2 separate regions of the Homo sapiens genome follow, and region 2 is linked to region 1. A link is a contact called in ENCODE Hi-C or POLR2A ChIA-PET data. All regions are on one chromosome and are shown on one strand. Each heading gives the region's core, a stretch centred on a gene start or an enhancer-like site at or near the end of the contact. The rest is flanking DNA. Distances are from core to core; before and after follow the strand shown.

Region 1 (6,008 bases), core at 2,510-5,009:
CTTGACTCAACTACCTTTTTGCACATGGAGGTGGGAAGAAAAGAGTTAGGCACATTTATCATGATGGGGGAATGGCCATTGTGCCTTGTCCAGGGAACAATGCACACAGAGCATGAGCCCACCTGTGCAGCAAGATGCTGATATCCAGGTATCTGTGTCTGGATGGATGGGAAAAGACTTGACCCCATGAGCCCAGCAAGTTAACACTGGTTGTATATGGGTGACTTCTATGGGCTTTTCTTTATTTCCCCAAATTTATTTTATTTATTTATTTAGAGACAGGGTTTCACTTCAGTTGCCCAGGCGGGAATGCAGGGGCATGATCACGGCTCGTTGTGGCCTCAACCTCCCAGGCTCAAGCAATCTTCCTGCCTCATTTTTTTGATTTTTTGTAGAGATGAGGTCTCACTATGTCACTGAGGCTGGTCTCCAACCCCTGGGCTCAAGTGATCCCCCTGCCTCAGCTTCCCAAAGTGCTGGGATTACAGGCATGAGCCATTGCACCCAACCCTGTATTTCCCAAAATTTCTAAAGAATGGCGGGCACAGTTTGAGACCAGCCTGAGTGACATAACAAGACCCTGTCTGTATTTATTAAAACAAACAAAATAATAAAGTCTCCAAGACACACAGGCTTGCCTAATAACTTTAATTTGTTTGGAAAAGCCCTGCCCTCTAAGTGAAAAGCTGTCACATGAAAAAAATATTGCCATTACTTTGTTCAATTCTTTTATTGCAGTAAAATACACAAAACATGAAAATTACCATCTTAATCGTTTTTTTAAATAATTTTAAAATGTATATATCAGTGGTATTAAATACATTTTGTAATTTTGTGCAACCATTACTGCCATCTATCTCCAGAGTGCTTTTCATCTTGCAAAACTGAAAAGTTATACCCATTAAACAATAATTTCCTATTCCTCCCTCCCCCGTCCCCTGGCAATCACCATTCTACTCTCTGTTTCTATGATTTTGACTATTTTACATACATATAAGTGGAATCATACGTTATTTGTCTTTTTTTATGTAACTGACTTATTGCACTTAACATGTCTTCAAGATTTATTCATGTTGTAGCATGTAGTTTTCCTTCCTTTTTAAGGCTAGATAATATTCCCTTGTATGTATGTACTATATTTTGATTATTCATGTGTCTGTTGATGGACACTTGGGTTGCTTCTGTGTTTTATTGTGAATAATGCTGCTGTGAACATGGATGTACAAATCTTTTTTTGAGACTCTGCTTTCAATTATTTTGTGTATACCCTGAAGGGGAATTGCTGGATCATGTGGTAACTCTATTTTTACTCTATTTCTGGCCTTTCTATTTTATTCCATTGGTCTACATGGCTGTCTTTATGCCAGTACCACATTGTTTTGATTACTGTCACTTTGTAGCAAGTTCTCCAGCTTTGTTCCGTCTTTTCAAGATTGCTTTCACTATTTGGGGTTCCTTGATATTCCATATGGATTTTATAATTGTTTTTTCTATTTCTGGAAAAACCATTTTTGGGATTTTGATAGGGATTGCATTGAATCTTTGGGTAGTATTGACATCTTAACAACATTAAGTCTTCTGTTCTCTTGCCTCAGGCGTCCCACGTCCACCGATTCCTCCTCCCTCGTTGCTGAGTCCTTGGCTGGCATCAGAAAAATGGCTACAAACTTCTCAGTATATGAGAAGATCTGGTTTGACAAGTTCAAATATGACATTGCAGAAAGGAGATTGTACGAGCAAATGAACGGGCCTGTGGCCAGCACCTCCCGCCAGAAGAATGGCGCCAGCGTGATCCTCCATGACATTGCGAGAGCCAGAGAGAACATCCAGAAATCCCTGGCCAGAAGCTCAGGCCCCAGGGTCTCCAGCGGCCCCAACGGAGAACACAGCGAGCTTGTTGTCCTGATCGCCAGTCTGGAAGTGGAGAACCAGAGGCTGAGCAGCGTGGTGCAGGAGCTGCAGCAGGCCATGTCCAGGCTGGAGGCCCAGCTGAACGTGCTGGAGAAGAGCTCTGCTGGCCACCGGGCCACAGTCCCTCAGACCCAGCACGTGTCTCCCATGTGCCAAGTGGAGCCCTGGCCAAGAAGCCAACCACACCAGCAGAGGATGACAAGGGCAATGACATTGACCTTTTTGGCAGCAACAATGAGGAGGAGGACGAGGAGGCAGCACAGCTGCGGGAGGAATGGCTGCCATTTCCCCCAGTAATTAGAAAAGCCTTATTGTGAGGTTTTTGATACCTTTTTATAGTTTTATGTTGTCATCTTTGTTTTAAGGAATATGTGAAGTTGTTTCAAAATTGGGAACAAGAATTGTCACATTCTTTTGTTTTTTCTTCATATTTTCTCCATATTTTTCTTGTTTTCCTCTTTTGCCCTCCAGTCCTGGGAGGAAAGTAAGTGTCATGGGTGAGGACTTTCCACTTCCTGGACCATTGGAGTCTCTGGGACCATCCACAGTCCCTAAGCCTGGGAAAGTGCTCTGTTCTTTAGCATATTAAAAATGGCCCTAGCCTGTCCTTAAATGACTCTAGAGGGGTCATTCAAGTGCATGTTTGTATGTGGAAAGATGATTAATATGTCACATATGGCTTAAAGGAGCCAGCAGGATCTTGAGACACAGTAAAAATATCCCCCCGCCACCCTTCAGAGGTGGGGAATTTTGATTCCTCCCTGGTAAATCTCTGTCAAATTACTAATTATTGATCTCTGATAATTACCAATTATTGATCCCTAACTCATGACTGTCTCCTTTACAGCTGGTGAGCAAGCCACTGATTCTAGACTTTCATGACTTTCTGATGACTTCCTGATGACTTCCTACTGACCAAATGATAAACCGCTCAGAATTTCCTGTCTGCACTGTGTGGGATAGTGTCCCCTGAGCCACCTTCTTTCTCAAATTGCTGTTATATTGTCTTAATCCACAAGGAAGGTCTTGTGTGAACATATGTATACATCCAGAGTGTTCTGGTAGAATTATAGCTCCCCTTGCACTAAGGGGTGCCCGGGGCACTTACATGATGTGTACTTGTTGTTAACCACCGCTCCCCAGGGGCTGGATCTTATCCCCTGTGCATAATCAGAAGCAGTTTCCCTAGTCTTGGTTCACCTGGTTGCAGTTCTCACCCTCTTCCTAGGAGTCCACTCTGCTGAGTTCCCATCAGGTCTTCTTCTGCACTGACTCTATGCCAGGTAGCTGGAGGTTAGACTGTTCCTTCAGCCTAGGTACTTTCTTTCTTCACCTCTTCATCATGTCCTCCAAAAAGCCTCCTATGTATAGGTTGGTTTACGTGGCCATTTTTTTTTTCTTTCTTTCTTTCTTTTGTTTTGTTTTGTTTTTTTTGTTTGTTTGTTTTTTGAGACGGGGTCTGGCTCTATCACCCAGGCTGGAGTGCAGTGGTGCGATCTCGTCTCACTGCAACCTCTGCCTCCCAGGCTCAAGCGATTCTCCTGCCTCAGCCTCCAGAGTAGCTGGGATTATAGGCGCGCGCCATCAGGCCTGGCTAATTTTTGTATTTTTAGTAGAGACAGGGTTTCACCATGTTGGTCAGGCTGGTCTCGAACTCCTGACCTCGGTGATCCACCCGCCTCGGCCTCCCAAAGTGCTGGGATGACAGGCGTGAGCCACAGCGCCCGGCCCGTTTTATTCTTTTAATTACCAAAGGCTGGCCTGTAGTAGGAGATGTCTGATGAGTTTTTCTTAAATTGAACGCCAACAATAAGGTTTGAGCCTCAAGGTGGCGCCATTTCATGTAGAGTCTGGAATCTCTGAACACTTGAAATAGACCATCCGTCACTAGCAGGAGCCCTTGCGTTCCGTTCCTGGATGCCGTTCTCAAAGTGAACACAATGAAATACAAGTTTCACTCGTGTTTGCATAAGGTCAAAACAACTGACAGGGTCGTTTCTTCTTGAGAGGACTGTGCGTTATCCTAGCAGGTGTATATACTATTTATCTCGTCAGATTTCTTACCAAGGAGACAGAAGCTGAGAAGAAATGAGATTAGGGGTTGTCTATCAAGGACAGAGGGAAAGAAGGGGGTAGCTGCGACTGTGTTTGTGGTGTGTGGGATGAAAAGGAAGATTTGAAGGATAAAACTAGAAGGGAAGTGAAGATGACTCCAAAGTGCCTTATTTGGAGCGGGATGAGACTGACTGGATGGTTCATGTTAAAGGGATCGTCTCAGCACAGCTGAGGGTTTTTCACACATACTATTATTTAATTCTACTGACTTTCACGTAAAGAAAGTGTAGTCTTTATTTACTGAGACTTAAAAAGATTAAATGGCTTTTCCAAGCTCACACAGTCCATATAACCCAGAGATGGGAAAATATATCTGGACCCCAAATCCTTAATTTTACTTGTCTGCCTGCCCGCCTCTTCCCTGTTGAACCTGGGGAGGCATCAGGGCATCCTGTTAGTGGTGTCCCACAGATAGACAAATTTTACCCTGGATTACGAAAAGCTGGATTAGCTTTCTTACTTAAACAATACTGGGGCCGGGCGTGGTGGCTCATGTCTGTAATCCCAGCACTTTGGGAGGCTGAGGCAGGCAGATCATGAGGTCAGGAGATCGAGACCATCCTGGCCAGCATGGTGAAACCCCGTCTCTTCTAAAATACAAAAAGTAAATTAGCTGGGCACGATGGCGCCTGCCTGTAGTCCCAGCTACTCGGGAGACTGAGGCAGGGGAATCGGTTGAACCTGGGAGGCGGAGATTGCAGTGAGCCAAAATCACGCCACTGCACTGCAGCCTGGCAACAGAGCAAGACTCTGTCTGAAAACAAAACAAAACAAGAAATAATACTGGAACTTCTTTCCCTGCTGTTGCTCCAATTCCCTTCCCTGGATTATTTTCCTCTTTGTCACTACCACACATCTAGAAAGATTAGCATTTCTATTACAGAAGCAAATGTCAAAAGGAGATTTAGAGGGAGTTACAGTTGCTTAAAAAAAAAAAAACCCCTGCCCTTTGCCATCACAAGCCCATGATCGTCACAGTTATCTGTCAGTCAAGCACCTGACCGTAATGGAAGTCAACAAATAAAACGCATCACTTGAGACCGGATAAAGAACACAGGATGAGCATGAGTTTAATCCTTGTCCATCCTCTTTAGAAATCTGAAAAAAATAACAACTTAAAATGACAACAAAAGAACAAAGTGGCAAACTCTACAGTATAGTGGAAACAAGCAAGTGACAATATTTGATGAGAAATATTTAAGCTTTTCTGATGGATGGAGAGCAGATAGGATGAAATCTACAGAGAAATAAGATGAGAGGAAACTGAAGTTCAAACATGTGCTGGAGAAAAAACCTTCAGATAGAGGAGCTTTTGGAAAGAAAGAGGAAATTAGGTTTAAGATAGGTCTTGGATAATTATTGAAATTGAATACAGGCAGGATGAGAGTTGAAATACACAATGAGATGTGGACAGCGACCTCACACCACTTTGCTCTGTTCTTCTGCAATATATGTTTTTTTTCACATAATGTTTTTATTGTTCCCTTCAGTGCAAAGGACTATTGGGGAAGAAGGGTCTTCCCAGTGGGCAGCAGAAAACCGTGAGATTAAGCAAAAATAATTGCTATCAAGGATCCTAGGTGAGTATGAGTTCAGAAGTTTGCTGGTCCATTACAAGTCTTGGGGTTATTCAGTCTGCTTCTCTGTGCAGTTCTTCTAGAATTCTGTTAAAAAAAAAAAGCCATCAACTCATTATGGGTGCCAAAGGGGTAACCCCTTTTCCTTCTAGGCTAAATATGAAAAAAAATCTGATTTTCATCATCCTAAGTGGCACCTGTTTTTGCAGAGGATACCAACTGCCTCTTTTGGGTGGTCTCAGACTCCCCTTCTTTGGGTGGTACCTTTGATGTGGTTGTGCTTGACGTTCTCAAGTCTCTGGTTTTCAAGGTGGGACAGACTTACCATGAGATGCAGGTATCTCAAGCAAGGTCCAGCACGACTTACTAACTGCGGGGATGGTCAAGATAGGGTGTTAGGGCCTG
Region 2 (6,008 bases), core at 2,277-4,776, 170 kb after region 1:
CCCCATCCCATATCACTAACTGAATTACAATTCTGTGGTCAGAGAGGAGAAGAAAGTTAGAAAGAAGTGCTATTGCACAAAATGCTGATGTGGGCTTCCTAAAAACAGCCTCAGGCCCCGTTCCTGAACAAATTCATGGGTACTAAATCTCCTAAATAAGCTCAGGGATCTCAGAGTTGAAACGTATGTGTCCCGCTTCTTGTTTGAAAGCGAAGCTCAAGATAGGAAGGTGGCAGGCTCAAGATACTGTTACACATTCTAGAATTTGGAGGGAGTCTCACAGATTCCCATCCTGCCCCCAGTGGGGTCAGCCAAAAGCCTTTTCCTCATGTAGCTGAGACTGGTGGGGATGGGAAGTTGCTAGGCAGTAAGAACGTAGTAAAGGCAGCCTGCCAGTTCCCCAGTGGACCTTCAGAAAATGTTAGTTGCGGCCAGGTGTAGTGGCTCACACCTGTAATCCCAGCACTTTGGGAGGCCAAGGTGGGCAAATCGCTTGAGGTCAGGAGTTCGAGACCAGCGTAGCCAAGATGTTGAAATCCCATCCCTACTAAAAATACAAAAATTAGCTGGGCGTGGTGGTGCATGCCTGTAATCCCAGATACTTGGGTGGCTGAAGCAGGAGAATCATGTCTGAGCCTCGGGAGATGGAGATTATAGTCAGCCAAGATCGCACCACTATACTCCAGCCTGGGCAACAGAGCGAGACTCCGTCTCAAAGAAGAAAGAAAGAAAGGAAAGAAAGGGAAGGAAGGGAAGGAAAGGAAGGAAATGTTAGTTGCTTCTTTCTTTTTTTCTTCTCTTCCTCCCTCCCACCCCCATTTCTTCTTCGTCAATCTCTCTAATATGCCTCCTTCATTTCTGACCCAGAAATGCCCAGTCCCTGCCCAGTCCCTCCTTTTCTGGTCCCACCTCCTCTCCCCAACTCTGGCATTCCCTAACCCAACCCTCCTCCTCCTAGAACATCCAGAGCCACTGTAGTTAGAATCACTTCCTTGGGGCTCTAGTCAACCTCCCCAGTCACACAAATGGGTTACTCCTCCCTTCAAAAATCCCTCTAAAATGATAGTAAACAATCTTAAAAAGAATACTACCCACAAAGACAGGAAGAATGGGAGAGATGACAATGGCAGGTAAAAAAGGTCACTTTGGAAGATGAATAACAAATGGCAGATTAAAGGAAGTTGTAATCTACTTGAGAGGTGAATCCATTTGTTCTGGAGAACGCTTGAGAGACTCAGGGCTTAGACACACAGGAATCTCAAAGATGGGGAGGCAGGAGTGGCAGGTGTTCCCAGTTGTCTCTCCAATAGCCTGTCACCCTTCCTTCTTGCCAAGAGACCTTGATTTTATCCAGGGCCATGATGTACCCTGCTAAAATAAAAACTCAGACTCTCTTGCCACTAGGGGCAGCCCCCCAATCCAGTTCTGGCCAATAAAAGTCCACTTGGAGGACTTCTAGGAAAGCTAGAGAGCTTTCCTGAATTAAAGGAACAAAGGGGAGCTGGCAAAAGCCTTCTTCCCTTTGCCCTTCCCCATTCCTTCTGCCCCAATAGTGATCAAGGTGCCTAGGAGCACCATAAATGTGAAAGCCACATGCTGAAGGGAAGAGAAGGAGATGGGACATCTGTGTCACCTTGGAGCTGCTGCACCAGCCTGGGCAGCAACCACTAGATGTCTTGTTGTTGTTGTTGTTGTTGTTGTTGTTATTGTTGTTTTCAAATCAACAGTTATCTGGTTAAACCACTGTGGTCACGTTTCGTCAGGGACAGTTGAATACAATCCTTAATCCATAAAATGATTGTTGATGGAACATCGTCTACAGAGGAGTTAGCCAGATTCCTTCTCCTATCCCACAGAGCCGGACAAAAAGATGCTTCCTCTTTCCTCCTCAAAGACCAGAAGTTTATTTTCTAGAGAATTTATCTAAGAGACTTTGGATTGGGATGGGGAATACGAAGCCCATCAGAGAAGTAGATAAACGCATGAGGCTGAGATGGGAGGATCAAATGGAAACCAACATTCTACCTGCTTGGGCCACCAGCCACCTTCCCCAGCCTCAGCCAGATCACTGAATTCCAGATCAATCAGGAAAAACAGTAGAGATGGGGTTTGAGTTAGGGCTAGGCATAGGGTAGGGTTCAGGTTCCTATAAATAGCTGAAACCAAATGATGGTGAGCTGTATTATGATGACACAACTAGGCTCACGACCAGTTGAGACGTGCTAAAATAACCCTCTTCCAAGAGGTGAGTGTGGGAGACAGAATAACGGCCCTCAAAGGTGTCACATCCGAATCTCCACCTGTGAACACTCCTCACATGGCAAAAGGGACTTTGCAGATGAGAATAGAAATTGTAAGAAAGGGAGATTATCCTGGGTTATCTGGGTGGGCCCAATGTCATCCCAAGGGACTTCCTTTAAGAAGGAGGCAGGAGAGTCAGAGTCAGAAAAGAAAATCGTGATGATGGTGACAGAGAGAGAAGTGACGTAGCAGCAGAAACAGGCCAGAGGGAGAGAGAGTTAAAGATGCTAGGCTGTTGGCTTTGGCAATGGAGGATGAGGCCATGAGCCAAGGATACAGGCAGCTTGTAGAAGCAAGAAAAGACAGATTCTCTTCTGGAGCTTCCCGAAGGAACTCAACCCTGCAGACCCAGTTTGAATTTCTGACCACCAGAACTGTAAGATAATGTGTGTTGTTTGAAGCCAATAAATTTGTGGTAATCTCTAACAATAGGTCACTAGAAAGGGAATGACTGATCCTTAGTGGGGTGCCAGGGAGAAGGCTTTGCAGGAGGGGTTCATTTAAACTGGGCCTTAAGGCAGGAAACGAAGGTAAAACAGGAGTAAAGGGAATTCCCAAGAGTGGTAAAATATGTTATCAGTTGTGGGTAAACAAGAAGGGAAAGGACTCTCCTATCCACAGGAGATCAATCACAGTTTGCCTGGATCTGTCCCTGTTTATGCCCATTGTCCCAGTATAATTTTTTTTTCTTTTGATTCGGAGTTTCACTCTTGTTGCCCAGGCTGGAGTGCAATGGCGCGATTTCCACTCACCGCAACCTCCGCCTCCCAGGTTCAAACGATTCTCGTGCCTTAGCCTCCAGAGTAGCTGGGATTACAGGCATGCGCCACCACGCCCAGCTAATTTTGTGTTTTTAGTAGGGACAGGGTTTCTCCGTGTTGGTCAGGCTGGTCTCGAACTCCCGACCTCAGGTGATCCGTCCGCCTCGGCCTCTCAAAGTGCTGGGATTACAAGGCATGAGCCACTGCGCACAGCCTAGCGTTGCTTTTCAATCTGCAATTACAAAATCGTGGCATGCCACTTCACGCTTCTCGCCACCAACCCAACCACCCAGCCCCTAGCCTGGTCAGGAGCAGGAGGTTCCCCGCGTGCCACCAGGAAGCTCGGGCCGGCCAAGAGCGTAGACTCTTGAGAGGAGTGAGACAGGTGCGCGCCAGCCGGCCTTCGGGGCTTTATGGGAACTGGGCCGTGCGGCGGTCCCGCCCTCGTGCGCAGGCGCAGAACCGTTGTGACCAGAGCGGTTGCGGGCTGAGCGGTTTCGAGCCGGCGTCGGGGAGCGGCGGTACCGGGCGGCTGCGGGGCTGGCTCGACCCAGCTTGAGGTCTCGGCGTCCGCGTCCTGCGGTGCCCTGGGTAAGTCGGCGGCCCTCCCGGAGCAGCCGCCCGAGACGCGGGAGGGCGAATGAAATAAACGAAAATAGACATTTTCCCGAAGGCGAAATAGACATCCTCCTTCGGCGCCGGGGCTTGGAGGCGGGCGGCGGTGGGCGCGGGTTAACGTCCCCGGGGAAACTGAGACCCCCAGCAGGTCCGGGCCGGGGGCGGAGAGGAACGCGGGAGGGCGCCGGGCCCCTGGGCTTTTCGTACCAAGCTCGACCGAGCCGCCCCTACCCACCCCCAGCTGCGAACCCAGCCGTTCAGAACAGAGACTGGGCATTGTCCCCACAGGGTCTCCCGAGGACCTTGTACCCGCGCGGCTTCCTTGGGCTGGCTTTGGACGACGCTTTCGCCTTCCTGCTGCCTAGGATCCGCCGACATGAATCCCATCGTAGTGGTCCACGGCGGCGGAGCCGGTCCCATCTCCAAGGATCGGAAGGAGCGAGTGCACCAGGGCATGGTCAGAGCCGCCACCGTGGGCTACGGCATCCTCCGGGAGGGCGGGAGCGCCGTGGATGCCGTAGAGGGAGCTGTCGTCGCCCTGGAAGACGATCCCGAGTTCAACGCAGGTAAATGTGCCTTTCAGCTAGTAAATAATGTGAGTCAGGTCAAGCTCCTTCTTCAGAATAAATAGAACCTACATAGTGTTAGGGAATCTAATGAGCTTTGGGGTGAAACTAAGTATGTAAAAAAGAAACAATATTTAATTTTTCTACCTGTGCTGAAAAGAGTCAAACGCTAAAATATTTGTAGAGATTTATACTGAGGCAAATATGAGTGACCAATGGCCTCTGATACAGCTCTTGGGAAATCCTGAGAATGTGTGCTTCTGGAGAGACATAAGATGTCAATCAGTACATACAAGACATACATTGGTTCCATCTGGAGAGGTGAGACTACTGGGGGAGGGGGAGTGGTTTCCAGGTCATAGTTAAGATTCAAAGATTTTCTGATGAACAATTGATTTAAAGTTTTGTCCAAACACCTGGAATCCACAGAAGGGAATGTCTGGATTATATAAGGACTTGTGGCTGCAGATAGAATTAATAGAAGGCGGTTTAGCACGGTGGCTCACGCCTGTAATCCCAGCACTTTGGGAGGCCAAGGCGGGTGGATCACCTGAGGTCAGGAGTTCGAGACCAGCCTGGCTAACAGGTGAAAAGCCACCTCTACTAAAAATACAAAAGAAAAAAAAAAAAAGCCAGGCGTGGTGCTAGGAGCCTGTAACCCCAGCTACTCGGGAGGCCGAGGCAGGAGAATAGCTTGAACCTGAGAGGCAGAGGTTGCAGTGAGCCGAGATCACTCCAGCCTGGGCGACAGAGCGAGACTATCTCAAAAAAAAAAAAAAAAACTGAAAAAAGAAGGGAATGTCTGCATTAAGATAAGAGGTTGAGGAGACCAAGATTTCCCTTAGGCAGAGGAAGTCTCCAGGTAGCAGTCTATTGAGAGAATAAATTGTAAATGTTTCTTATCAGAGTTGATTCTCTCCTGAATCAGGAAAAAGGCCTAGAAAAGGAAGGGGATTCTCTTCAGAATGTAGATTTTCCCCACAAGAGATAGCTTTAGCTTTGCAGGACTATTTCAAGATATGGCGAAGAAACGTAATTTGGGGTAAAATACTTCACTTTCAGGGCTTGCTATCTGTCATGTGATGTCATACTAGAGTCCCGCTGGAATTTGGTATCTTATTGCTACAAAGTCTGCTTTGTCAGTCTTAAGATCTGTTTTAATGTTAGTGCTGGTCAGCTGGGCCTGAATTCCAAAAGGGAGGAGGGAATAATGAGGCATGTCCTACCTCCCCCGACAAGGTTCCAAAGTTTTCAGGTTAACTTTGGAGTGCAGAGTGTATTCCTTTGTGTTTCGCTTCTTTCACTCAGTCCACCCTTTTTTGGAATACTAATCATTATAGCTAATATGAGTATCTACCATGTATCAGGCAGTGGTCTAAGAAATTTGCTTGATTTATTGAATCTGAACATTAAATGAGTTGATCATGTAACTCTCTTAAGTTGGTTAACTTGTGTTAAACTAACTCAAGTTAACTCATAATGAACATTAAATGATTCACTTATGAGTTAATCACTTAAACTCAGTTGAGTTAAATGAGTTAGGTATAAGTTAGGCATAATTATTATCCTCATTTCTCAGATCAGACTAAGGCATAAACAGATTAACTTGGTGGAAGACATTCATCTCTTTGTTTTAAAATGGCAAACCTAAGATCTAGGCTAGAGATTGAAATACTTCCTGGAATTATACCACCCATCTGTCAGGGAAAAGAATTTCAGGAAATCTTAATTAATCATCAAATATTTACTCTTGTTCTGTCCC

What was found. A loop is a pair of places that touch in the nucleus more often than their neighbours do. ChIA-PET counts read pairs that join two places held with the same protein, here RNA polymerase II (POLR2A). Pooled maps may share reads with other maps.
Region 2: a loop to region 1 is called in a pooled map, with 2.4 times the contacts of the local background. The contact joins the promoter of ASRGL1 here to the enhancer-like site in region 1. A Hi-C loop is called at or near these places in 13 of 168 maps with a recorded cell type or tissue (CD14-positive monocyte, CD4-positive, alpha-beta memory T cell, CD8-positive, alpha-beta T cell and 8 more), 24 of 37 single-sample maps with no recorded cell type and 18 of 50 pooled maps. POLR2A ChIA-PET finds 5 or more read pairs at or near these places in 1 of 52 experiments (Panc1).

The regions. Positions count from the first base shown.
Region 1 is chr11:62,167,637-62,173,644 of GRCh38, forward strand. It overlaps the pseudogene EEF1DP8. Among named protein-coding and RNA genes, the nearest start is that of SCGB1D1, 20 kb to the right of the region's middle. Within about 2 kb of position 3,760, at least 2 of the 41 ENCODE cell types and tissues checked have a DNase peak (open chromatin) inside an H3K27ac peak, as active enhancers do.
Region 2 is chr11:62,333,922-62,339,929 of GRCh38, forward strand. ASRGL1 (asparaginase and isoaspartyl peptidase 1) reads left to right here and starts at 3,527. Exons shown (of 7, transcript NM_001083926.2): 1 at 3,527-3,653; 2 at 3,969-4,246. The coding sequence starts at 4,057. RefSeq lists an enhancer at 3,438-4,107.